3 separate regions of the Homo sapiens genome follow, and all the other regions are linked to region 3. Evidence: chromatin loops called from intact Hi-C (ENCODE). Cell type or tissue: heart right ventricle. All regions are shown on one strand.

The links. A loop is a pair of places that touch in the nucleus more often than their neighbours do. Peaks named below come from ENCODE experiments on the same cell type or tissue, not always from the same donor. Only the 100,000 strongest peaks of a DNase experiment are listed, where the experiment ranks them.
Region 1: it touches region 3 in a loop (6-fold over the local background); 3 of 110 quality-filtered maps call a loop at or near these places.
Region 2: a loop joins it to region 3, with 4 times the contacts of the local background. A loop is called at or near these places in 11 of 110 quality-filtered maps.

Annotation. Positions count from the first base shown.
Region 1 is chr15:78,993,547-79,001,546 of GRCh38, forward strand. It overlaps RASGRF1 (Ras protein specific guanine nucleotide releasing factor 1), which reads right to left. Exons shown (of 27, transcript NM_001145648.3): 17 at 6,197-6,367; 18 at 5,173-5,279; 19 at 4,550-4,662; 20 at 2,194-2,254. LOC105370917 (a long non-coding RNA gene) reads left to right here and starts at 5,032. Exons shown (of 3, transcript XR_932519.4): 1 at 5,032-5,314. RefSeq lists an enhancer at 2,903-3,676. In heart right ventricle, no CTCF peak of the experiment used is centred here; no DNase peak of the experiment used is centred here.
Region 2 is chr15:79,180,111-79,188,110 of GRCh38, forward strand. No RefSeq gene overlaps it. Among named protein-coding and RNA genes, the nearest start is that of MIR184, 26 kb to the right of the region's middle. In heart right ventricle, CTCF peaks have their summits at 4,465 (motif pointing left) and 4,665; a DNase peak (open chromatin) is centred at 4,481; H3K27me3 peaks cover 920 bases.
Region 3 is chr15:78,634,202-78,642,201 of GRCh38, forward strand. It overlaps CHRNB4 (cholinergic receptor nicotinic beta 4 subunit), which reads right to left and starts at 7,009. Exons shown (of 6, transcript NM_000750.5): 1 at 6,878-7,009; 2 at 1,238-1,386. The coding sequence starts at 6,932. RefSeq lists an enhancer at 3,488-3,989 and a silencer at 6,928-6,987. In heart right ventricle, a CTCF peak has its summit at 4,718 (motif pointing right); a DNase peak (open chromatin) is centred at 4,708; H3K4me3 peaks cover 840 bases; H3K27me3 peaks cover 2,825 bases.

The DNA.
Region 1 (8,000 bases), 360 kb after region 3:
ATGCCGGGTTGTAGTGAGAGAACCCAGGCAGGGGATCCCCTGTGTGCTCACAGGGAGGGGACCCTCAGCCTCTGAAGCAGCTGAGTGAATAAATACAGGTGGGCAGCCCAGCCACCTTCCCATCTGAGGGTCCTGCCTGGTGCCCTGGGGTTGGGCTGAACTGCCAGGGCCAAGGGTGAGCTCAAGGGGCTGGGTGGCTTATGGCCCAGAGGCCCAGGCGCTGTGGGGCCCAGAGGCCTGCACTGGTACCAGAGGCCAGAAGAGGCATTCTGGCCAAGGTGGGGTGGTTGGCTCCTTCCGCTCACTTCTGGGGTGGCCTGGGAAAGAGGGTGACCCTGGAAGCAGAGATCAAAACTGACAACTTCCTCCACCTTTTATAGGCTTTTGAAAATCCTCACTGTCTCTAGTGAGGCCGCGGGGCCCTCTCAACCCGGATCTGCCCCACACAGGCTCTGGGGACAAGAGAGGGCAGCTCAGCAGCTGTTTGTTCTGGAAGAACCTCAGGCTGTTCACGAAGGAACAAGGGGCCCTCATGCTGTTGAGGGGTAAACATTCCAGGTGAGCCCCTGTTGGGAAACAGGAGCAGAGTGCAGTCGGCTTCCTTTCAGCTGCCGAGAGGAGTACTTCCGTCTTGGGGTTTACCCAGCATTCTGGCCCCAAAGGGTCAGTCTGGAGGAAGTAGGGTCTGGGGACCGTCAACCTCCCTGCCTGTGGACCACGTGTGGGTTCCTGGGGGCCCAGCCCTGCAGCACTGCTCTGGGGGCAGAGTGTGGGCAGAGTGCTTACAGCTTCATAGGTGCCCTCACCACTTCCAGGAACCAGGAGGGGAACATGGGAGGGGCAGGGGCAGCAGGGGCCCAGAACCCAGAGTCCCAAGTCCTCACGCTGGCTACTTCCAACAGACTGAAGGTCACTCAACCAGCAAGGGGCTGAGCCAGCATGGCACAATCTCTGCCTCTGGTGGGGAAGGTGTGGTCAGAGTGAGCCTGTCTTGAGTATCCCCAGCCGCTGTGATGCAGGGGCCAAGGGCTCTGGGGTGGCTTGTGATGGCATTCTGGGGTGCACATCACTGACTTGGAAAAAAGTGGGCTGTAGCTGGACCCTGGAAGTGCACAAGACCATCATTCCCTTATTCCGTCTGGAATGCCACTATGAGCTTGGATTTGTTCATGGTGAGCACAGCTCTGTCTCTGGGGTCCCATCATTTCTGGGCAGGTGGTGAGCTGCACTCCAACTTCTGGGGATGAGGCAGTGTGGTAGACGGAATGAGGGAGAGTTGTCGCTCTGGAGTCAGCCAGACCTGGGTGTGAACACCAGCTCTTATACCACCACTGGGGCCTCCCCTTGAGGCTTCGGAGGGAGCACAACCCTTCCAGCACCTTTTTTTTTTTTTTTTTTGAGATGGGGGTCTCACTCTGTCACCCAGGCTGGAGGGCAATGGCTCGATCTCAGTTCACTGCAACCTCTCCCTCCTATGCTCAAGCAGTCCTCCCACTTCAACCTCCCAAGTAGCTGGGATCACAGGCATGCGCCACCATGCCCGGGTAATTTTTTGTATTTTTGGTAGAGACAGGGTTTCACCATGTTGCCCAGGCTGATCTTGAACTCCTGACCTTAAGTGATCTGCCCACCTCAGCCTCCCAAAGTGCTAGGATTACAGGTGTGAGCCACCACGCCTGGCCTCCCTCTCACATCTTAATTTCAGACTCCAGAACTATGAGAGAATACATTTCTTTTTTCTTTCTTTTTTTTTTTTTTTGAGATGGAGTCTCGCTCTGTTACCTAGGCTGGAGCGTGCAGTGGAGGATCTTGGCTCACTGCCACCTCCGCCTCCTGGGTTTAAGTGATTCTCCCGCCTCAGTCTCCTGAGAAGCTGGGGTTACAGGCACCTGCCACCACGCCTAGCTAATTTTTGTATTTTTAGTAGAAATGGGGTTTTACCATGTTGGCCAGGCTGGTCTCCACCTCCTGACCTCAGGTGATCTGCCCACCTTGGCCTCCCAAAGTGCTGGGATTACAGGCATGAGCCACTGCGCTCAGCCCATTCCTGTTGTTTTAAGCCGCCCAGTTTGTGGTATTTTTTCACAACAGCCACAGAAAATGAATACGGGTGATGCCTGTGATGGGTCAGGGGTCCTGGGCAGGAGGATGGGGAGGAAAGCCTTGGAAAGCAAGAGGGCAGGCCCAGCTCACCATCTGCGTGATCTCCTCCAGCGTGATCTGGTTGTCACCTGGGTCCTCCTGGGTCAGAGTCCTAGGCAGGAGCGAGAAGGCACGGTGAGCCCCACTTCACGTTGCAGCAGCCCCTCCCCAGCTCGGACAGCCCCACACGGCCTCTGCTCTTACGCCCCTCTGTCCTCGTCATCCCCATTGCCAGGAGCACCCTTTCCCCTTCCTCCTTCACTCTTCTTCCTGATGGTCCTGGCGCTCCTGGCTGTGGGAGGTCCCCTTCTGGGGCCCTCTCAGCCCCTGGGCTTCCTGCATCTGGCTGGGTGGGAATGGCCTTTCTGCCACCTCAGGCAGGGAGCCCTTGAGGGAGGGACGGTGTCTGATTCAGCCCCATAGCTCTGGTGCCAGCACAGGACTGGACATTCAGCAGGCGCTCCTGCGAGCACATGGATGACAGGATGCATGACAGGAAGGAAGCACAGGGAGTGGGGAGGCAGCAGCATGGCAGCCACAGGCCCAGAGGAGGGACTGCAAGGATGGAATTGGGAGAGCAGAGGAGAGTGGTACACACGGTGGGGAATGAGGGTAGAGCCTCAAAGTCAGGCCAAAGTGCCGCACGCTCACAGTGATGGGCTCAGAGCCACAGCTGGTGAGTACCAACGGAGGCTGCGGACACTGGAGAGCCAGGCCTGGGCTGCGTGGGGACAGCCAGGGGTCTGCAGGCCTGCCGGGGCTGCGGGGAGTGGCTCTCTGGATCAGCCTGGCAGAAGGCATTGTCGTGTATATCTTACAGCTGAGGAAACGGCCCCTCAGGGAACTGCCTCACCTGGGGTCCCGCAGCTGGAGCATGGTGGGCCCACGCTCCAAACCAGGGCTGCCAACTCCAGAGCCTGCTCTTTCATCACACCCAGGGAACAGGCTCCCCTCCGAGGGTGGCTTTGATCAATATGCTCGGTGGGGGGCTCCACACACTCCTAAGGCCTCCTGGGAGGACCACGAGTGGCGGCTGTGTGTGTGTGTGCGTGTGTGTGTGTGTGGGCATGTGTGCACACACTCTGGCCTCTGTACTGAAGATGTGGAGGCCTGAAAGAGATTTTAGGACTGTGAGCCTGAGGGAAGAATGGGCCCCAGCATGGGGCCTCCACGGCCTGGCTGGGGAGGATGTCTGGGCACTCTGGTCACAGGCAGGACTTGGGGGAAAGTCTGGGGAGGCTGGGGCCAGGCAAGAGGTGAGGAGGAAAGGCCAGGGCCCAAGCCCTCACACCTGGGCTGGGCTGGGAGCAGACAGGCTGAGTCGGTAGGTGCCCGCCACCCACTGAACAGCCTGTAAAAGTGACACCCGTGATCTCATCCCAGCCTTGAAGCGGGTATTGTTCACCCATTTTATGGATGAGGCTCAGAGCGGGGACTTGCCCAGGTCACATGAGTCACTGGCTGAGCATCTCAGACATCGGGCTGCCTGACCCTGACCTCCACCAGGAGAGGACAAGCATGGGTTTGGGGATAAACAACTTAACTGAATTCAATTCAACAGACACTCAAGCACCTACAAATCAGGCCTCGCCAGCACTGTTTAATAGATCTCTGCAGTGATGGCAGCATCCTACACCCTGTACTGTCCAATGCAGGGACTGCTAGCCACATGTCGGGGGTGAAGCTGAGGCTGCTGGGCTCATGTCACTGAGGAACTGAACTTTAAATTTTATTTAATTTTCATTAAGATTTAAATAGCCAAGGCCGGGCATAGTGGCTCATGCCTGTAATCCCAGCACTTTGGGAGGCCGAGGTGGGCAGATCGCCTGAGGTCAGGAGACTGAGACCAGCCTGGCCAACATGGTGAAACCCCGTCTCTACTAAAAATACAAAAAAAATTAGCTGGGCGTGGTGGCAGGTGCCTATAATCCCAGCTACTGGGGAGGCTGAGGCAGGAGAATCTCTTGAACCTGGGAGGTGGAGGTTACAGTGAGCCAAGATCACATCACTGCATTCTAGCCTGGGTGACAAGAGCGAGACTTCGCCTCAAAAAAAAAAAAAAAAAAGATTTAAATAGCCTTATGTAGCTAGTGCCTACCATATTGGATGGCACAGGCTAGACAGGGGTTAGCAGCTGTGGACACACATGGAGAAGTGTGCTGGGTTCTTGCTTTGAAGAGATCAAGGTCTGGCGCAGGGTGGGGAGAGAGGAAAGAAGGACAAATAGACTACCCAGCCCTGAGCCTGCCCCCAAGAGCTCACCTCTACCCCAGCACTCCTACTTGGGGCTGTCCTTGACAAGGGCGCTCTTCACCTCCCGGGCCTCTGACCAGCCCACATGGAGGCAGAAGGCAGGGCTCCTGTCCCAGCAGGCAGTTCTGAGCCAGGAACCAGGTACTGCCTTTACCTGATGATGTTGGCTGCAGCCTTCCGCTCCTGGGTCAGGAGCTCCGGGTCGTGCATGACTTCTTCCAGGAAGCCGATCACCTTGCATTTGAGCTCATCGTTGGTCTCAAAGTCCTGCCGGGAAGGTGTGATGGGTGGCTCTGGTTACTGTTTTTGAGCTGCTCTGCAGTGGTCTGGGCCCAGGCCAGAGGAAGGAGCTCCAGTTTCTATTCTGCCCAGGGCAGGCTGACCTGCCTCATTTCCTTTCTGTTGGCTTCCTGGCAGGGCATGAGAGGCTCTCCAGGCCTAGAGAATCTTAGATAAAGGCACTGGAACCAGATCAAAGCCCATCTTTCAGCTGGCTGCACCCCTGGGCCAGGGAGGCACAAACCTACCTGTACCCCTGCTACAGGCAGGGTGGATAGACAGAGACCCATTGTCCCTTCCATGTCCTTTGTTCCCTCCTAGGGAATCTGAGCAGTCCTCCGGGAACATCAGGGTGGCACATTTGAGCTCCCTCCCTTCTGCTGCCCCACTGCCAGCCATCAGCTCACTCTGCCCGCAGCTGCTTTTGGAAGGCAGCTGGTTCCTGGGGCCATTGCCTGGTGGTCCCCAGCAGCCTGCCCAGGGAGGGCTCCCACCCACCTGAGAGTGCTTGGACACCCAGTGGCGGAGCACGTTCAAGACACGATTGGTGGCTGCTCTGCGGATCACAAACTCCTTGTCTCCATTCCTCTGGTCTGGGGGAAACCCTGGCAGCATGCGTGGCAGAGGGGAGAGAGGACAGGTGAGGACAAGAAACAGAGCTTGACACTAGTCTGGATTTGCCTCTCGGATCTGGCTGAGCTGGGGTGAGTGAGGGGGTCATGGGCAGGGGGATAACAACATGTTTAACAACTAGTGTCTGACCAATAGCACAGATGTCATGGCTCCTCAGTCAACACGGTCCATGCATGCCCAGCCTCTTCCAGACCTCTCCATCTTTCAAGAGCTGCTGGAAGGTTCAGGCAGCCTCCCAAGACAGAGCCACGCAGGGCCTCCCCAGGGAACAGAGCTCAAAGGGGCCCCTATTCCAGTCTCTGCTGCAGGATCAAGGATGCAGAAGTGGGAGGTGGGAGCATGGCGGGACAGAGGTTCCCATGGGCAATGGGCTTTATGTCGAGTAGAAGCTGGCCAAGTAGCAAAGGGCGATGGGTGGGAAGGAAGGGGCCTCCAGGCAGGAGGGTCAGCACTAGCAAAGGCCTGCAGGATGGAAGTTTGGGGGAAGGATGGATGGCATTCAGCTGGCAGCTGGAAGAGGAGGGTGCAGGGCACGCTGTGCCCTAGATGTGCAGTGGCCCTGGCTCTAGGTGTGGGGTTCAGGCCCTGGGTGTGTGCAGAGCCCCAACCAGTGCAGAGAGGTGGGGGTTGTGACCCAGCACCTCCACAAGTGGAAGGCGGTGCCCAAGCCAAAATAATGATTCAGGAAGCTTCGTGTCCAGTGAGTGACTGTAGTCAATTGAAGCAGGGAGCTCCCCGAGGGTGGGTGCTTTAACAGGACCCACCTGTGCCATCCTTAGCACACCTTAAACACCCACAGCAGAGCAAGTCCCCGGGACCATGGCTGCTATCACCTGCCACTGGGGCTGACCATGGGGAGGACCCTGTGAGTGGAGAACACCCCACATACCTGCACTGGCTAAGGACATCCTCCGGTACTTCTCCTTGTTTGGGGTGCCCTCGTTGGCCCCGGCGGTTGCTATGGCAAAGGCAGAGGCGGCCGACAAGGCACTGCGGTTATTGTCCAGTTCACGACAGGAGGTCATGACGACTCCATTGTTATAGGAAAAGAGTGGGAACTCTGCAGAGAGGAGGGAACCAACCCTCAGCTGTCCCCAGTCCCAACTCCTCAGGCTGTTAGAAAACCAGGGGTCCCGAGGCTAGAGCAGCCTTAAGAGCCAGCAGGCTGTGTCTTCAGGGTACCAGGGCATGTCGGGTGGTGCTGGTGTGTGTGTGTGTCTCTCTCTGTGTTAGAAGCTCTGGGGAGAGTCACACCACAACACCCTCAGGGCTGTCCCAGGTTGGGGAGCACACTCCTGCTTCTGAAAAAGGTCTCCAGTCACCCCGTCCATCTTTCTGCAGCTCTCAACCCCTTCACCTCTCAGGTCCAGCAGGGCACAGGCCTGCCTGAGGGCAGCATCATGAGTTTTCTTACCCTCTCAGTCTACTTGGGATTAACACATAACCTGTCCAATGTCTGACATCCATAACAATTCATACTGATGGGCTCGTGGGCACAGTGGGATGGAGAGAGGATGGCTCTTGGAGTCCAGCCACCTGAGTTGAAATTCTCCCCTACCCCCTACTAGCTGTGTGACCTTGGGTAAGTCATTTAACCCCTCTGGGTTTCAGTAGTCTCCTTTGAATAATAGGGATAAAGCTTCAAAAGGTGGATATAAAGATTAAAGGCAATAACATAGATGAAAGTACTTTGTGTTAGGTGAAAAGCTATATAAATGCCATGGAATATCATTGCTATTAGTAATAATAATAATAATCATAATTTTTAGTAGTAATGATAGGAGAAACCTACTCTTGAAACCTTTGGTTTCATCTTGTCTCTGGAAAGCAATCCAGACTACTGAAGACAAAATAGCAGTATTTAATGCTGTGAGGCACATATGATTTATTTTAAGGACTCAAAGCTTATTTCTGAAATTTGGCTCTCCATGAGCTCTGTTTCTGTGTGTCTGAGCAGCTGTGGCAGGGCTGCAGTATGTCCAGGCAGTTTCTCTCTAAAGCTCGGTGACCCTGTTACCTATTGGGTTCCTTTTGAAAGCCTGGATAGTGGGGAGTTCAGGCTGCAGGCGGCCCTTTGCATGTGAGAGCAGGGACATTGGAGAAAGCTGTGTGGGGAGGGGCTGCCTGGGAGGTGGGTCCCCTGGGAGCTCTCTCTCACCATTGGGTATCTCACAGCCCCCTTGTATAGGGGAAAGGGCTTTATGAAAACCGGAGACCAAGACTGCTTCTCAAGGATCCTTCAGGATCAGGAGTCTGGGACTGCGGGTGAGCAATGTCACCGCCTCTTGGAGTCTTTCCCCTTATTTGAAACACCTAGCCTTTTTGCAAAGCTGTCAAGATGATGAAAGGGGTCTGTGCAGAGCCTGGCACTCAGTTCAGGAAGCACCTTCTGAACCAGGATCTTCCATGAATGAGCCCTAGATGCTGAGCCTCCCTGCCCACCTGTGCTGGGGTTCAGGAAGCACCTTCTGAATCAGGATCTTCCACGAATGAGCCCTAGATGCTGAGCCTCCCTGCCCACCTGTGCTGGGTGGGCTCAAGGCAGTCTTGTCTGAAGTTGGGAGAGTGACTTGGTTGAGTTGAAGAGCAGGATCTACCCAGCCAATGTTCCAGTGCCCACAGCCCCTTCCCTTGGGGTGGCGGGGGGCGGGTGGTGGTGGGTGGGTTATGAAATATCAGAAAAGTTACTGCTC
Region 2 (8,000 bases), 550 kb after region 3:
CGTCACCCAGGCTGGACTGCAATGGCCTGATCTCGGTTCACTGCAACCTCACACACTTCTGGGTCAAGCAATTCTCCTGCCTCAGCCTCCCAAGTAGCTGGGATTATAGGCATGTGCCACCATGCCCAGCTAATTTTGTATTTTTAATAGAGACAAGGTTGCGCCATCTTGGTCAGGCTGGTGTTGAACTCCTGACCTCAGGTGATCCTTCCACCTCAGCCTCCCAAAGACATTAATTTTTAAAATTTAAAAAAAAGTGCTAAAGTAAGATACTGTATTTTGACTACAGTTGGCTATGCCCACTGGCTCTTTCTACTCCATCGTCCCCTTCGTCACACCTGCTGTCATGTCTGTGGCACTGGAGGAGTCAGTAACATTCATACTGTGGTACAATGGCTGGCCTAGCCCTTCAGGGCCCTGGCACCAGCGGTCTGGCAAGGAGCAGGGTGTGGAGAGAGTATTCCTGGAAGCCCCTCCTACACTCGAAAAGGCTCACAATAACTTAACTCTAAATCGAATTGATGGTGAACCTCACTAACACAAGCTAAATGTTCCCCCAACTCAAGTTCTCCTTGGCTAGAACCCAAAATGCACAGGTCAAGCCTTGCCACGTGGGCTCATGGTATTTTAAGGAGCCTAAACACATTTTCTTTTTTTAAAGATAGAAGAGAAATTCAAGTACAAGATACAAAAACTTCATTTAAAAAAGGTGAATAAGCTCAAACATGTCATTATAACTACAGTTTGGGAAGACATGTTGGAATGTTTCTGTAAAACAAGAGAGAAATCACAGACTCCTGGTTAGGACATACTTGATGGAAACCTTTTTTTGGATATCTTTAGTTTATTAAAGAACTGAGAGAATATTCAAATACAAATTAATGAAATTTGAAACAAAAGCTATAAAGATAAGCAACAAAATTATTCTGTCATCAAGGAGTGAATTACACACATATTGTATATAATTTATTAAGAGGAGATGAACTTTAAATATAAGTAATGGGTTGGTTCTTGGATGGTTTGCTTATCCAATTAATGAAGAGGAGAAAATCATATGAATATATTTATAAAAGATTTATATTTCTTGCTGATTTGGAATGAATCAACATTGACAAAGATAACATGAAACCTACAATATGCTGCTACCACAAGTACATTGGTGACCAGGTGTTTAGTGAGTGCCATCAATTTAAAGAGAAATTATTGCAAAAGAAACCTGAAATGCCTTGAAATCTTGCAGTTTTTATATAAAAGATCCTTGATCCTTGATTTGAGGTTTTCCCAAATTGATAACAATCCTAAAAATTGTTTCTACAAATAATAAATTGTGAAATTATCAATAAATATTTTTTACTGATCTACCTGTGAAATGAAAGACTTATTTTAATGTTGTATTTACAAGAAAAGGTGGCATTACAAATTATTATCATATCAGAGGCTATCAAAGATTAAACAAACAAAAATACATATTGTAGAAAAGCATTTTAGAGGCAATTCAGGAATATTAATAAAAACGTTATTTTTCTGACTTTCTTGAGCTTGGTAATATTTTCAGTTTTAAAAATTGTAATTTGGGCCGGGCACAGTGGCTTACGCCTGTAATCCCAGCACTTTGGGAGGCCGAGGCAGGCGGATCACTTGAAGTCAGGAGTTCGAAGCCAGCTTGGCCAACATGGTGAAACCATGTGTCTACTAAAAATACAGAAAAATTACCTGGGCATGGTGGTCAGCACCTGTAATCCCAGCTCCTCAGAGGCTGGGGCAGGAGAATTGCTTGAACCCGAGAGGCGGAGGCTGCAGTGAGCCAAGATCACACCATTGCATTCCAGCCTGGGCGACAGAGTGAGACTCTGTCTCAAAAAAAAAAAAAAAGTAATTTGTTCTGATTTCTTTTCTCATTCTAAATTAATATTAGATTTTGTACTCGATTTTGGTTTTGTATCCTTTTGTTTAGAGAGGCTTCTACTTCCTCTTGCCAGCGCACGTGCACACACGCACACGTGCACACCACTGAGTAAGCTTCAGTTTCCAAAGAAACTGGAACTGCCCAAGCTCACCCTTTCTGATTCTAGGCCACTGTCACTTCCTTGGGTCTTCCCTGACTCCCTGGTAGAGGATAGTGTCCTCAGCTCTGGGCTCCCACACGACAACGAGGCAACTCTCTCATTGCTCGCTCACGTGGTATTGTGTGTATTCGTTTCTGCCTTCCCCAAGGGCAAGAACTTTACCTGGTGAATCTCTTTAGCTGTACCCAGCTTGGGGGCTGGCCTTGAACACACACATTTAAGAATGTGGGAGTCTTGGGGGAGAGAGCCCCATGGGTAAATGATGACAATCCTTGGTGCCCATGGCATCCGCACTGTGCACACTGCCTCCCTTCAGCCTCCGCCCCTCTGACTTCCGGGAATCTTCATGTAATTTTTCTTTGCTTTTCTTTTTCCCTCCCTCCCTCCCTCGCTCCCTCCATTCCTTCCTTCCTTCCTTCCTCCCTTCCTCCCTCCCTCCTTCCCTCCCTCCCTTCCTCTTTCTGTCTTTTCTTCCTTCCTTCCTTTCTTTCTCTTTCTTTCTTTCTTTCTTCCTTCCTTCCTTTCTTTCTCTTTCTTTCTTTCTTTCTTCCTTCCTTCCTTTCTTTCTCTTTCTTTCTTTCTTTCTTTCTTTCTTTCTTTCTTTCTTTTCCTCCCTCCCTCCCCTTCCTTCCTTTCTCTTTCTTTCTTCCCTTTCTTTCTCTCTTTCTTTTCTTTCTTTCTTTCTTTTTCTCCCTCCCTCCCTTCCTCCCTCTTCCTTTCTTTCCTTCCTTCCTTCCTTTCTCTCTCTCTCTTTCTTTCTTTTCTTTCTTTCCTTCCTTCTTTTTCAGAGACAAGGTCTTGCTCTGTTGTCCAGGCTGGAGTGCAGTAGCATGATTATAGCTCACTGCTACCTCAAATTCCTGGGCTCAGGTGATCCACCCACTTCAGCTTCCCGAGTGGCTGAGACTACAGGTGTAGGCCACCATGCCAGGATATTCTTCAAAAATTTTTTTGTAGAGATGGGGTCTCACTATGTTGCCCAGGCTGGTCTCAAGCTCCTGGGCTCAAGCAATCCTCCCACCTCATCTCCCAAAGTACTGGGATTGAAGGTGTAAGCCGCAATTCCCAGACTTTGTGTAATTTTTTTCTTCTCTCCTTGCTCTCTGGAAAAGATCAGATACTCACTCGCTCTGGGATTCAAATGTCTAATTTTAGATTAAAATATGTGGCTTCCCAGAGGTTTTAGTTTTACCATGGGAAAAGTCTTCAGCCCCAAATATTGACACTCTTAGTGGTGAGCTTGCAGACATGGTGAATTGGGGAGGGGTTTGGGTCCCAGGCAGCCTCCTGCCTAATCCAGGTGTCAGGCTTCCTGGGGTCTGTGGAAGGTTGACTGGTGTCAAGGAGATCAGGCTGGGGATGTCCAGGGAGTCTATAGTGGGAAAGAGGGAGGGAGGAGCTGAGTATGAATGAAGGGATGGAGATGTGTACCCAAGAGACAGAGGCAGTGAGTGGACCACAAGGAGAGGCCTGGGTCAGGGGTGCTCTGGGGGTACCCATAGTTTTCCTGCTTATTTCTAGATTCCCCTGGAGAGACTGGAAGACCAAGATAATCTTATCTGTGAGAAAATCTGGTTCATTTTTCTCTCTTAAACAGATCATTTGAGCCTCAGTTTTCTCATCTGTAAAATGGGGAGGTAATCCTTACACACAGTGACAAAGTTGGGAGAGGCAGATTAAATAACAGATGTGACTGCACTGAACATACACAGGGCTAATCCCTGGTGCAACGTAGGTGCTCCATTATTGTGCATGGCTGACGCTGTGAAGGAGCCCGCATCTGAAGTCAGATGTGCTTGAATCCCAGCTGGGCTTGAATCCCAGCTCTGCCCTCCTGGCTGGGGGTCTCTCCAGCCTCTCTCCTCTTATCAGCACCATGTGCCTTTGCCAGTTTGGAAACACTTGAGTGTTTGAAGCCACAAAGATACCTAGAGTAGAGTTGTGTGGAATTCCTGATCAGGGATTTTCAAAGTATTTTAGGCACATAACCCTTTGTTTGAATGAAATTATACATTGAAGCTTAGTGTGTCAAACAGGTAAAATGGGGCTGGGCTCGTGGCAGCACAGAGTGAGGGGCTCAGAGGCTCTGCTCACTCGGAGGCCTGAAGACAGCCTCTGTGTCTTCCCCAAGAAACCTCCCCAAGCAACTTCCGCTACACCCAAAGTTCCATTGTTGGAAACTGATTCTAGTCTAAATGCCTTACTTGTGGTTGGACAAGGGAAACAGGATCATGGACAAGGAAGATAATTGTCCAGGATAACTCAAGAAGTCCTTTGCTTTCTCTTGGACTCAGTTTCCCCATCTGTAATCAGGAGACGAACTGAGATCTCCCCTATTTTCAAGTGCTTTCTGGCTGTAACTCCAGTCTAATGCATGATGCAAGCGCCACCTGGTGGTGAGAAAGGGCCCTGGCAGCTGGAGAGAAACCCTGCTATTATTTCTCCAGGTTTAGGCAAATGTGAGCTTTTACGCAAATGATCCCACCTTCGGCCAGAGTGCTGCCTGTCAGGATTATAGGGCTTTCAGGCTCCTTCTCCTATTCCTCATGCTCTCACACTGAAAGGAGCATCAAGAAGCCCAAGAGAGGTATCAGAGGCAGCTTGAAAATATTCCCCTGGCTCTGCCACTAACTCCTGTGTGATCTTGGCCATCCAAGTCCTTTCCCCTCTCTGGGCCTCAGCTCCTACATCTGCAACCTGAGGGGGTTAGGTGAATCCAGGGTTCTTAACTTGAGATCTATGGATCCATGGCTGGGAATTCTGTGAAACACTTGAAATTTTAAGAATTTTGTGTGTGTGTGTGTTTGTACAAGGTATAATTATGCAGTTCTGGAGGGGAAGAGTGGAGCTTTAATTGCCTTCTTAGAGAGGGCTGTTCCTCTGAAAGCGTTCTCTGGTCTAGATGAGCTCTGAGGGCAACCAGGGCCCAGGAATTCTAGGAGCTTCCCCTTTGGAATGCTTGTTCACTCAGACAACCCGGAGGATTTACATTTGGCAGATGCATCCAGCTCGACAGTGGCGTGGAGACGTGCTAAGAGGGCCGGAGGAAAATGAAAAGCAAAAGCTCTCCAGGTACATGCATTCGACGGCCAAGGAGATGCTCCTCAGTCCCCAGCAGCCCTGAGTCAGGTAGGGACCAGAAGCTGGTAGCTGAGCCCTGGAACTCTGCAAACCTCCACCAGCTGAGGGCGCTGTCTGGGCCGGCCTTCCTTGCTTGCTTGCTTGCTTGCTTGCTTGCTTGCTTGCTTGCTTCCTTCCTTCCTTCCTTCCTTCCTTCTTCCTTCCTTCCTTCCTTCCTTCCTCTCTCTCTCCTTCTCTCTCTCTTTCTTTCTCTCTCTCCCTCTTTCTCTCCTTCTTTCTCTCCTTCCCTCCCTACCTGTTTCTCTCTTTCTTCTTTCTTTCTTTCGACAGGGCCTTGCTCTGTCGCCTAGGCTGGAGTATAGGGGCATGACCATGGCTCACTGCAGCCTCCACCTCCCAGGCTCAAATGATCCTCCCACTTCAGCCTCCCAAGTAGCTGGGACTACAGGCGTGTACCATCATGCCCAGCTAATTTTTTAATTTTTTTTTTTTTGTAGAGACAGCGGTCTCCCTATGTTGCCCAGGCTGGCCTCGAACTCCTGGGCTTCAGTGATCCCCCTGCCTTGGCCTTCCGAAACACTGGAATTACAAGTGTGAGCCACTGAGCCCAGTCTGCCTGGGCTTTCTTGCCTGGATAGGCTCACCGTGGTCCCTGGGGAACTTCAAAGACAGGAAGAACAACTGGCAGAACTGGGAGGACGCTAGTCCCCATGATGCGGCCTCTTCTAGGCCACAGAGATGGTCTTGTTGTCCCACCCTCACTCTTAAAGCCCCATTTGCTTTCGGAACCACTGCTTTCTGCAAAGCATCAAGCAGTAGGTGAAGGAGGAGGAGAAAGGCATTAGCCCTTGGGTCTCTAATCTGTGCCAGGTACTGTGCTAAGTATTTTACCATAACGAGTTCATCTGATCCTCACAATAACCCTGGGAAGTTGGATTACTCCCATTAGATATTTGCAGACTTTGAGGCTCAGAGACATTTACTGACTTGCCCCAAATCATAAAACCTGTAGATGGCTGGGCTGGGTTTTAATCATGTCTTGCAGCATGTGCAGGATTTGGAGAGGTTTCCCAAAAGTGGCTCTCAGGGCTTCAGGAGGCCTTCACACCTCAGACCTGGGCTGGAGGCACGGTAGCTCTCGGATGCTGATGCTGCTTCCAAGCAGGCAGATTTAGCGATTGCCCCAGCGATTGCCCCAGCGATTGCCCCAGCTGGCCTTCAGACTCGGTTTGGAGGTCTGAAGACAGCCTCTTTGTCTTCCCCCAAGAAACCTCCATTTGCCCCCCATCAGCTAAAATTGCCCATTTCTTCTTTATTTTTGCTATTTGGATTTCTCTTTTCCTGGGGTGGTGATGGTGACCCAGAATCTGACCCTGACACTCCCTGGACCACACCCTGCTCTGCTCTGTTGCTGGGCTTGGGAATCACCCATGCGGAAGTCCACACCTCCCCTCCAGGGCCTTCAGACTGACAGTTTTCAGGGACCCCTCCCTACACGGTACAACAGGATCACACCTGCCTGAGAGCTGGAGTTTGCACAAGCCTGGTGCCTGCCCTCCCTGTGCTCCGGGCCCACCGGCCATGGCAGCTGAGGGGAGACTGGCTGCCGCCACTCACCTGGCTTGACCTCCCTGCCAGCCTTCGCACTTGGGGCTTCCCTGGGCATTTGGGAAACCATCGAGCTTTTGGATGTCATGCTTCTTTTTGCACATGGGACCTGAGGGAGCCAGGGCCCTGGACATGCCCCGCATTTCTGTCTAGAAGAGAGTCTCCCAATCCCCTTACCACCACTTCAACAAGCATTGTGACTGGGTCTGATACTACCTGTCCCTGCCCTCCGCCTCCCCTCCCCTAGTCACTGCTGCCACCAAATCATCTTATGTCCATATTGGACTATGAAGACAGTCCATTACGATGAAGTTGATTCATTCACATGTTCCACATATATTCACTGAGCACCGACTGTATGCCAGTATGTCCTCTGCTCAGGATACATTCTTGTTCTGTTTATTTTTGTATTGTCATGCTTAGTGCAGGTCTGGACACACAGTGTGCATTCCCTGCATTTGCTGAGTAAATGAATGAATGGCTGAATATTGGACTTGTAGCCGACTGAACCCTTTTAATCATTGTTTCTAGATGCTGCTCTTAAATATCTGCCATCCTGAATATTGTTGTAGTCGCTTCATTGAAATGACAGGCAGGATTTTAACTTTGTCCCCAACAAATGTAACATGCTCGTACCAGGTGTCTTTCTGTCCCTCCAGACCCACTGTCACCTTTTTCCACCCCGCTTTCTGCCCCAGAAACTGACCTGTATGGCCAGGCTCACCCATTCTTGCGCTTCTTGTTGGGTTTGGCCAATGGGTGCTCCAGCTGGAATCAGAGAGAGGGTGGGGGTGTTTACTCCGCTCACTTCCTCCCAGGGTGGTCACCTGTGTCCTTCAACCAAAGGACACTGTTTCCCTTGGTGGCCTCCTTTCTATGCTTCTCTCTCCCTCTGGGTTTTAACAACTGCTTCCTCCCCTCGGCCCTTAGGCTTAGGAGTGGTAATGGCTTTGCAATTGCTACCCTGGGTTATAGCACTATCTTCAGATTCTTTAAATCTCAAGCACACCTTTGTAAATAGTCCCTTTAGAAAGCAATCCATCCTCACATTATCCCAATTTGAGTGTATTTTCTGTTATCACTGAGACCCTGACTGATATTACAGTCACCCAGTGACCAGCCTCAGCTAACAACACTGCTGACAGTTGTTGAACACTAACTCTGTTCCAGGCACTTTACAGATACTATCCTTTTTATTCTTTTCTTTATATTTTTACATTTTTTTGAGACAGAGTCTCACTCTGT
Region 3 (8,000 bases):
TCCTTCTGGTAGCCGCTATCACCCTATAGGGCCGGCAGAGCAGATCTGACCAGGTAGCCTGAGTCTGGAAGTGCGGCAGAGCCTCCTGCTCGTTCACCCTCACTAGGGCAGCAGCTGCACCGCAGCAGCTGGGTTCAACTCATTAAGCAAGAAGCCCTGGGCTGGACAATAACACTCAGACACCAGCCTGAGCAAGCCTGGCTGAAAGCCCTCCTTCCTTCTGGTCCGACTACGGAGGGAGAGGGGCAGAGAGTACACAGCTCTCCAGCCCTCCCCATCCTGGGGCTGTGCGTCCTCCCAGGAGATGGAGCCAGTCATTAATTTGGCCAAAGCCTTCCTGAGGGCTGTAGGTTTGACAGGCTGGGTGTGTGTGGGCCAACCGTGCTAGAGAGAGAGTCTGGCATTTCAGAAGGCAGCTACCTGGCCAGAGGAGGGTCAGCCCCCTTGGTGGTCTCTTTCCCCTGGCTGGACACAGCGCCCTGCACTCTCCCCTTGTGAATGTTCCCCCAGAGCTTCTTCCAGGGACGGAGTTCTAACCCTGTGGATGGGGACATGGGAAGGTTTACAATAGGCCATGGTTCCCTCTGACATCTCCAACTCAGAGGCAGCAAAGAGAAGAGAAATTCCCAGGCACCTCCTCCCTCAGCACCCCCACCTCTGCCCCACATCCACATATGGACAACCTGACAATGGTACCTGTGAATGCTGCCATCCACTCCTCCTTTCCATGCCTGCAGCAGCCACGCCCACTGTCCATCCCTCACCAGCCTGGCTCAATAGGTGCTGCACTGCCTCTGGTCCTGCCCCTACACCTGGGCCTCTCTGTACCTATCAGTTCCCCCAGTCTGGTTTTTACTTCTCCCAACAAGTAAGAAGCATGTAAGGTTATCTGAGCAGTCTAGGGGAGAGAATAGGGTGGGGCTGTAAAGACAAGGAGGAGAAGCTTATGGTCATGCTGGAGACCCAGCTGAGCAGAGTCTACAGCAGGCCCATTGGCTGCCTACCCAATGGTCATCCTGCTCCTACCCTCATTTCTTCTTTGTTAGAACAAAATCATGACTTCATTAAATATTGGACACCTATGAACTTCATGGACCCTTCTGCAGCCTCCCTGACACGTACTGGTAAGTCTAAGTCAACTATAGTAGTTTCATTCCTTTGACCAATGATCGCCTGGGGCTTGGGCATGAGCGGCCTCTCCACCTGAGCCTGAGCCACAGCTGCCCTCTGCACCTACCACGCTGATAAGCTGGGCCAGGGAGAGCTGCAGCTTGATGGAGATGAGCTGTGAGGAGCTGGTGGCTGGGCGGATCAGGTTATTGTAACGGGTTTTGTTCAGAAGGTCGTCCATCAGCTTTTCCTCCGCATTGGCCACGCGGCAGTTCCCTGAGAAAACACACAGTCAGACCTGCTGGGCCCTTGTGCACCTGACCCCCACTGCAGCCTGTGGCAGCAGGGAGAGCTGAGAGGGAGCACAGGTGCCCTTAGGGCTGGCTGAAGCAGCGAAGGTGCTGGCAGGCCTGTCTCTCCTTGAGGACTTCAAATTAAATACACTCAACACAGAGCTCAGCTGTCTCCTCCCATGCCATACTTCTTCCTCCTCCTCTTCCCTCTAGCAGTGAATGGCATCCCACTCTACATATCTGGTACAAAAGCTGGGTGTCTCTTCTTGACCTCTCCCTTGGTTCATCCAAGTGGCCACTTAGTCCTGTCTTTTTTTGTATGAGACAGAGTCTCACTCTGTTGCCCAGGCTGGAGTGCGGTGGTGTGATCTCGGCTCACTGCAACCTCTGCCACCTGAGTTCAAGCAATTCTCCTGTCTCAGCCTCCAGAGTAGCTGGGATTACAGGCCTGCGCCACCACACCCGGCTAATTTTTGTATTTTAGTAGAGACAGGGTTTCACCATATTGGCCAGGCTGTTCTTGAACTCCTGGCCTCAGGTGATCCACCCACATTGGCCACTCAAAGTGCTGGGATTACAGGTGTGAGCCACCATTCCCGGTCCTAGTCCTATCTTTTACCTTCCAAGTCCCTCAGTCTGTTCTCCTTATCTCTACTGCTACAGCCATGTCCCCACCTCCCCACCCCTGCCCTCCTCCTGGTCTCTCCACCCGCAGTCTCTCCCTGCTATCCATGTACCATACAGTGCCAGAGTGGTCTTTCTACAGCAAACTGGTCTAGGGCCCTTCCCTACCCACAACTCTCAGAGCTGTAGGTGGACTTAAAAATCAAATGTTTTGGCTTGGCGTTCAAGGCCCTTTCCCCACTGACACTGGCTTATCTTTCTCAATCTGATTTTCTCCCACCTCTCTACCTCTACCCCAGATACTCAGATACTCTCTCTTCTGGCCATAGCCTACTGTTTGCCTTTCCCCCTGTGACCTTCACTGTCTCACTTCCTGTTTTTTCCTTTTTTTTTTTTTAGAGACAGGGTCTTGCTATGTTGCCCAGGCTGGTTTCAAGTGATTCCTCCTGGATTCAAAGGATCCTCCCACCTCAGCCTCCTTAGTAGCTGGGACTACAGGTGTGCACCACCACACCCAGCTTGTCTCACTTCTTTGAACAGACTCTTTCTTCTGCCAAGATTGCCCCCAGCCCACCAGTTATGAATTATCTGAGGGTCTATCTTGTGCCAGGGACTTTACTACATTTCGAGGGTAACAGCAAGCAAAAACCAGAAACGGTTCCTGACACCAGAGCACTTACAGTGCAGGGGAGCAGCCCCATTACTCACATGTGAGTTTGGGTGCAGAAATGGGTACGAGGTGGTGCTTTCCCTAAGAAGAAACAGAGCTGAGATGGAGGGGATTTTCCGGGTTCAGACTTAGACCTACAGAGTGTAAGGTCCCTCTGAGACACCAAATGGAGGGGTCCAGCTGGCAGCTGGCTCCTCATCTGGAGCTTCGAGGAGAGGTCTTAGCTCAGAGCCATATTCAAGACCCAGCCTAAATACCGCCTCATGCAGGGAGCCCCCCTGACCTTCCATAGCCTCAAATCTGCCCCTCTGCATACCCCCGATCCCTTGCCAAGTGGCATTTGGGTCTTTATGTCATCTCCCTCACCTGTCTGGGAGTAAAGGTGAGGTTCAGGGACTTGGGCTTGTGTACTCTAGTGTCTTCAGGGAGAATGTGTAAAGCATAGAGGGGGCAGCTTGGAAAAAGGGAGACTCAGAGGAGACTCAAGGACATCTGAGGAGGCAAGCCTGGGAGGAGGAAAAGAGATGAGAATGAGCAGAAGAAACAGTGCCGGGGCAGGGAAGCAGGTGGGAGGATCAGGGAATAAGAGGGGCCGGAGAGGTGGGGGCGGGCATGCTGGTGAGGGGCTGCCTGGCTCGCCAGGCTCAGGAGTCGATTACATCTTCCTGCAAGGGCCAGTTCACCTAGTTGCACCAAACCCCTTCCTCTGTGGGTAGGGCCAGAAGGCCCAGAGCACAGACCAACCCAATTAGGCAGGCCTGAGGTGGACTTAGGGGTGGGTGCTGGGCTGGACTCCTGGTTGTGGGGAGCAGCCGCCACCCTGCCGACTTCATCCACTTTCCAACTCGCTGCCTATCTGGAACAGATGCAATATTTAGTGCCTTGTGAAAGATGCTCCTAGTGCACCTGCTGCCTGCTGCCCCTCCCCCAGGCTGCCCTGGGCTCTCCAGAGGGGGGTCCTATGGATGCTTGGCCTAGATTCTGAGCCCTGCTTCTTATATCCAGGACCCCTTTCCCAGAGGCCAGCTGCTTGAGTACCCTGGAAGCCAGTCTGTAGCCCCAGGCTAGAGCTGGGTCCCTCCCACAGCCCTTCTTTAGCATGTTTGTTTGGACTGACTTATTTCATAGAGAGGGGTGTGTCTTGCCCAAGCCCATCTGGCATGTCTGAGGCAGCTCTGGGGTCAGAATCTGCAGCTCCCATCCCCCAGCCCTGCAATACTAGGGGAGGCTGGATCCCACATCTCTGAAGTCCCACTAGGCTGGTCTGACAGGGCTCCCAAGCGCAGGGCTGCTCTGCAGGCTGTGGGGCTCATGCTCCAGCTCCGAGCCCACCTGATGTGCCCGGGTGGCTCACCTTTGGGCCTGTCCTGCCTCTCAGGCATTCAGCTGACCCGGAGGGACTCCCCCATCTTGACCACCAGCTGTGGGCTTGAGTTAGAGGTTCCCAGAACTTTAGACCATTTAGCCCAACCCCCTATTTCTCAGCTGGGGAAACTGAGACCAAAGAGGGAAGAAACTTTCTCAAGTGCCCCCAGCAAGTCAGAGGAGGAACCAGGTATAGGAGCCTCTTTCCGACAGAGGTCTTCCCTGACCCCTGAGCCTTCTTCAGTGCCTCATTAGCTTCCCTGTAAGGAGACTGCCCCACAGAGCCTGGAAATGGTGCTGTCCCGGGCAGTGTGTGCCCATGACTGCGCCTGTGTTTGTACTTGTGAGTGTATGGCCGGGGGGCCGGGGGGGTGGTGCACTGAAGGGTGGGAATAAACAGCAGGGATACTGGGGACTGGAATGCACCCCACTTGCCCCCCAAAAAGGGGCGACGGAGCCCAGCCCAGCCCAGCACATGCTTAGACTTTCCAATCTACTGAATGTCTGTGAGGCCTGCTGGGCTCAAAGGACAAGGAACAGGCCTTTCACCCCCAGGTGGCAGGGGTGGCCCAGGATGGGTGGAAGCTTCTGCAGCACGGTCAGGGGTCACATCCCAGCCCATGGGCTGACAGTTAAACAGAGAAGCCGCCACTAGGGGTCAGTCATGATTCAATGATTCTGATGAGGAGTGGGCCCCACCAGCCTCTGCCCAGGGTTTTGTCTTCCAGGCCTTCTTGGGAAGAATTGTTCCCTGCCAGAAAGGGGCTAATAATCTGAGAGGAAGCCATAGCTGGAATTCTAAACTGTGTGAGTGTGTGTCCAGTTTGGAAAGGTATATCCAATCTAAAAATTTGTATTGAAAAAATGGAAAGATATACCTATTGTTTTGGAATACAAACTACAGAAAGTAACAGTTAACAGAATCTTATTGGAAAGATTAGATTCTGCATCTGGAAAGGCAGAGTGATTTTTCAACTGGGGTGTATGTCCTTAACTGAGGAAGGGAACATGATATTTATATTAAAAGGCAGCTATGATTTTCTTTTTTCTGAGACGGAGTCTTGATCTGTCGCCCAGGCTGGAGTGCAGTGGCATGATCTCAGCTCACTGCTGCAACCTCCACCTCCCGGGTTCATGCCATTCTCCTACCTCAGCCTCCCGAGTAGCTGGGACTACAGGCGCCTGCTACCACGCCCGGTTAATTTTTTGTATTTTTAGTAGAGACGGGGTTTCACCACATCAGCCAGGATGGTCTCGATCTCCTGACCTCGTGATCCGCCCGCCTCTGCCTCCCAAAGTGCTGGGATTACAAGTGTGAGCCACCGCGCCTGGCCTATGATTTTTCTTTATGTAGAGAATTTATCTTTTATAAAGAGCTTATTACATACTATTAGTGCTTCTTCAATCATGTGTATTAATCACCTGGATTCCTAGGCTTTATTCCCAGAGATTCTGATCCTGTAAGCCTAGGGTGGGACCCAGAAATCTGTACAGGGTGATACAGGCTGCCCCAGGACCACACCTAAGAAACACTGCCACTGGCCCCCACACACATCCAAGTCTCCAAATATGTAGGCAGGGCACATTCTCTCCATAGAACAGATGGGGAACCTGAGGTCCAGGATGGTGAAAGAAATGGCACAGGGTCACCCAGCTAGTAGAAGAGCCACGATACACAGACTGCCTGCAGACACCATCTTTGATGAGAGCTCCACCTCTTTATAGGAGTAGTACAAACTACTTTCTGTAGTTTGTATTCCAAAATGATGGGTATATCTTTCCATTTTTTCAATGTAAATTTTTAGATTGGATATGCTTTCCCAAACTGGACACACACTCACAGTTTAGAATTCCAGCTATGGCTTCCTCTCAGATTATTAGCTCCTTATATATTCCCTGACTCCTACCTCCTGCCTCCCCTATGGTGGGTCTCTATCCAAGGAAGAGGTAGCCCTGGTCCTCTAGGCTGACTGGGGCTTGGAGGAAAAGCCTGGGTGACTGTAGGAGCTAGAAGGGCCCTTGGAATTCAGGTGGGGAAACTGAGGCCCTGAGAAGGCAGTCCTCACATTTGCATTCTACCTGGAGAAGGGCTGGGTCTCCTTCCTGAGTGGCAGGCCCAACTTCACCAGCCTGGCCCTCAGTCAAGCTGGCTGTCCAGGCCCGGCACACCTCGGGTGGGTGACCAGAGGCAGCGGTGCCATAAAATGTGTTTGCTGGGAGATCCACCCCCAAAGCACAAAACATTCCAGGGCTGCTGATTTGGGCAAGCCCCCTTCCTTCTCGGCCCAGTGTCCCCATCTCTACCACCGCTGTGTGGGAGGGGACTTCTCTCTAAGGCTGAGCAGCAGATTCGCTCCCAAGCGCCTACACCGCCCAGGTGGCCGGCTCCTCTGCACCCACGCTTCAAGAAAGTCACCTCTTAGGCAAGGAAGGAGCCTCGGCCCTGTTGGGAGCGGGAGTCGGTATACTCCCAGCCTCCCAGACTGCTGGGGATGACCCGCGGTGCCTGCAAAGCCGGTGTCATCCAGCCCACTGCCCAGCCCACAGACACTCGCCCTGGAGGGTGGCCCTGGCCCTGGCAGCGGCTCCGAGAAGAGGCGGCCCCCACTCCAAACCTGGCAGACCCACCCACGCAGGCCCGCCCCCGCTGCCTCAGCGAGTGGGCTCAGCCCTGCCCACGCCCCCATCTGGCCGGGACAATCTCGGGCCACTCCCCCGGGCGCAGGGCACCCTCCCTTCCCTCCCACCTGTGGCCAGTCCAGCCCCTTTCAGCCCAACCCAGGCGCCCCTCCCTCCTTCCCCGAAAAGAACTCACCGCGCCCGCAAAGGGCGACCAGGAAGAAAAGGACCAGGGAAGGCGCGCGCCTCATGGCCGGCGGGGCCGGGTGGCAGCCGCCGCGAGCTCCGCTGTGGGGTCACAGGGCACCCGTGAGCCGCGCGGTCGAGTGAGCGCCGGTCCTGGCCCCCGAGGTTTGCTGGCGGGGCGGCGCTCACTAGGACCCCGCGGAGAGCCCCGCCGAGCCCCGCCCACTCAGGGATGTACTGGGCCCGCTGCTCCGCCCCGACGCCCCCTGGGTGGTCTGGACCCCACCTGCCGCCTGGCTTCCCTATCTCTTCGGGCCTCGCAACCTTCCCCCAAGGAAGGCAGGCAGGACAGTGCGGGCACCCTTGGTACAGCTGGGGAGACTGAGCCCTCGAGGGCGGCGGACGCTAGCGCAGGATCCCTCTACTGTTGGGGAAAGAGCATGTGCTTGAGCGGGGAGGTCCTTGGGCTTTGCCTTCCCTCACCTCGAAGACGCTTTTAGGCAAATGAGTCATCTCAGGTTCATTCGCATGGGGTTTGCTGAAAGAAAGGACACTGCTGGGTGAGCCGACGCGAGGGAGCGCTGCTCTCTGCAGACTTTGCAGGGAGGACACTTAGGAAAAGTGAGTGGAATCTGGGAGGGTGAATAGCTCAGGGCCCCTCACCCAGCTTGGGGGCTGGGGAAGGAGCAGAGTTAAAAGGGAATGGGGCTGGAGTGGGCTGGCCTCGTCCTCCCCCATGGGCCTTCCAATCTGGGCTGAACAGAGGCCGCTCAGGTGATTCAAGCACATCCCTCTACTAGCCAGGGTGTCCTTGACGCGTTTTTGGAATCAGTACCATTCCCTTGCGGGTGGGGGGACAGCCCCCACCTCGGGAACTGCAGCCTCAATTCTGGATCTAGAAGGGCCTCTGGCAGCTTCTCCAACTCTCTCAGTCCGGTCCTCATACCTGCTCCCTTGTGTGGGCCCTAACAGGCAAATCTGACAACTGGAGGAACAAGACAGGAAGGGCGGGGTCTAAGGGAACCGCCTGTAAAAAGGCAGCTTTGCCACCTTATCTCCAGGACTCTCAGTCTTGCTTTCATATTGCTCCCCCCACGTCATTTTGCTATAATCTGACATGTTGACATATGGTC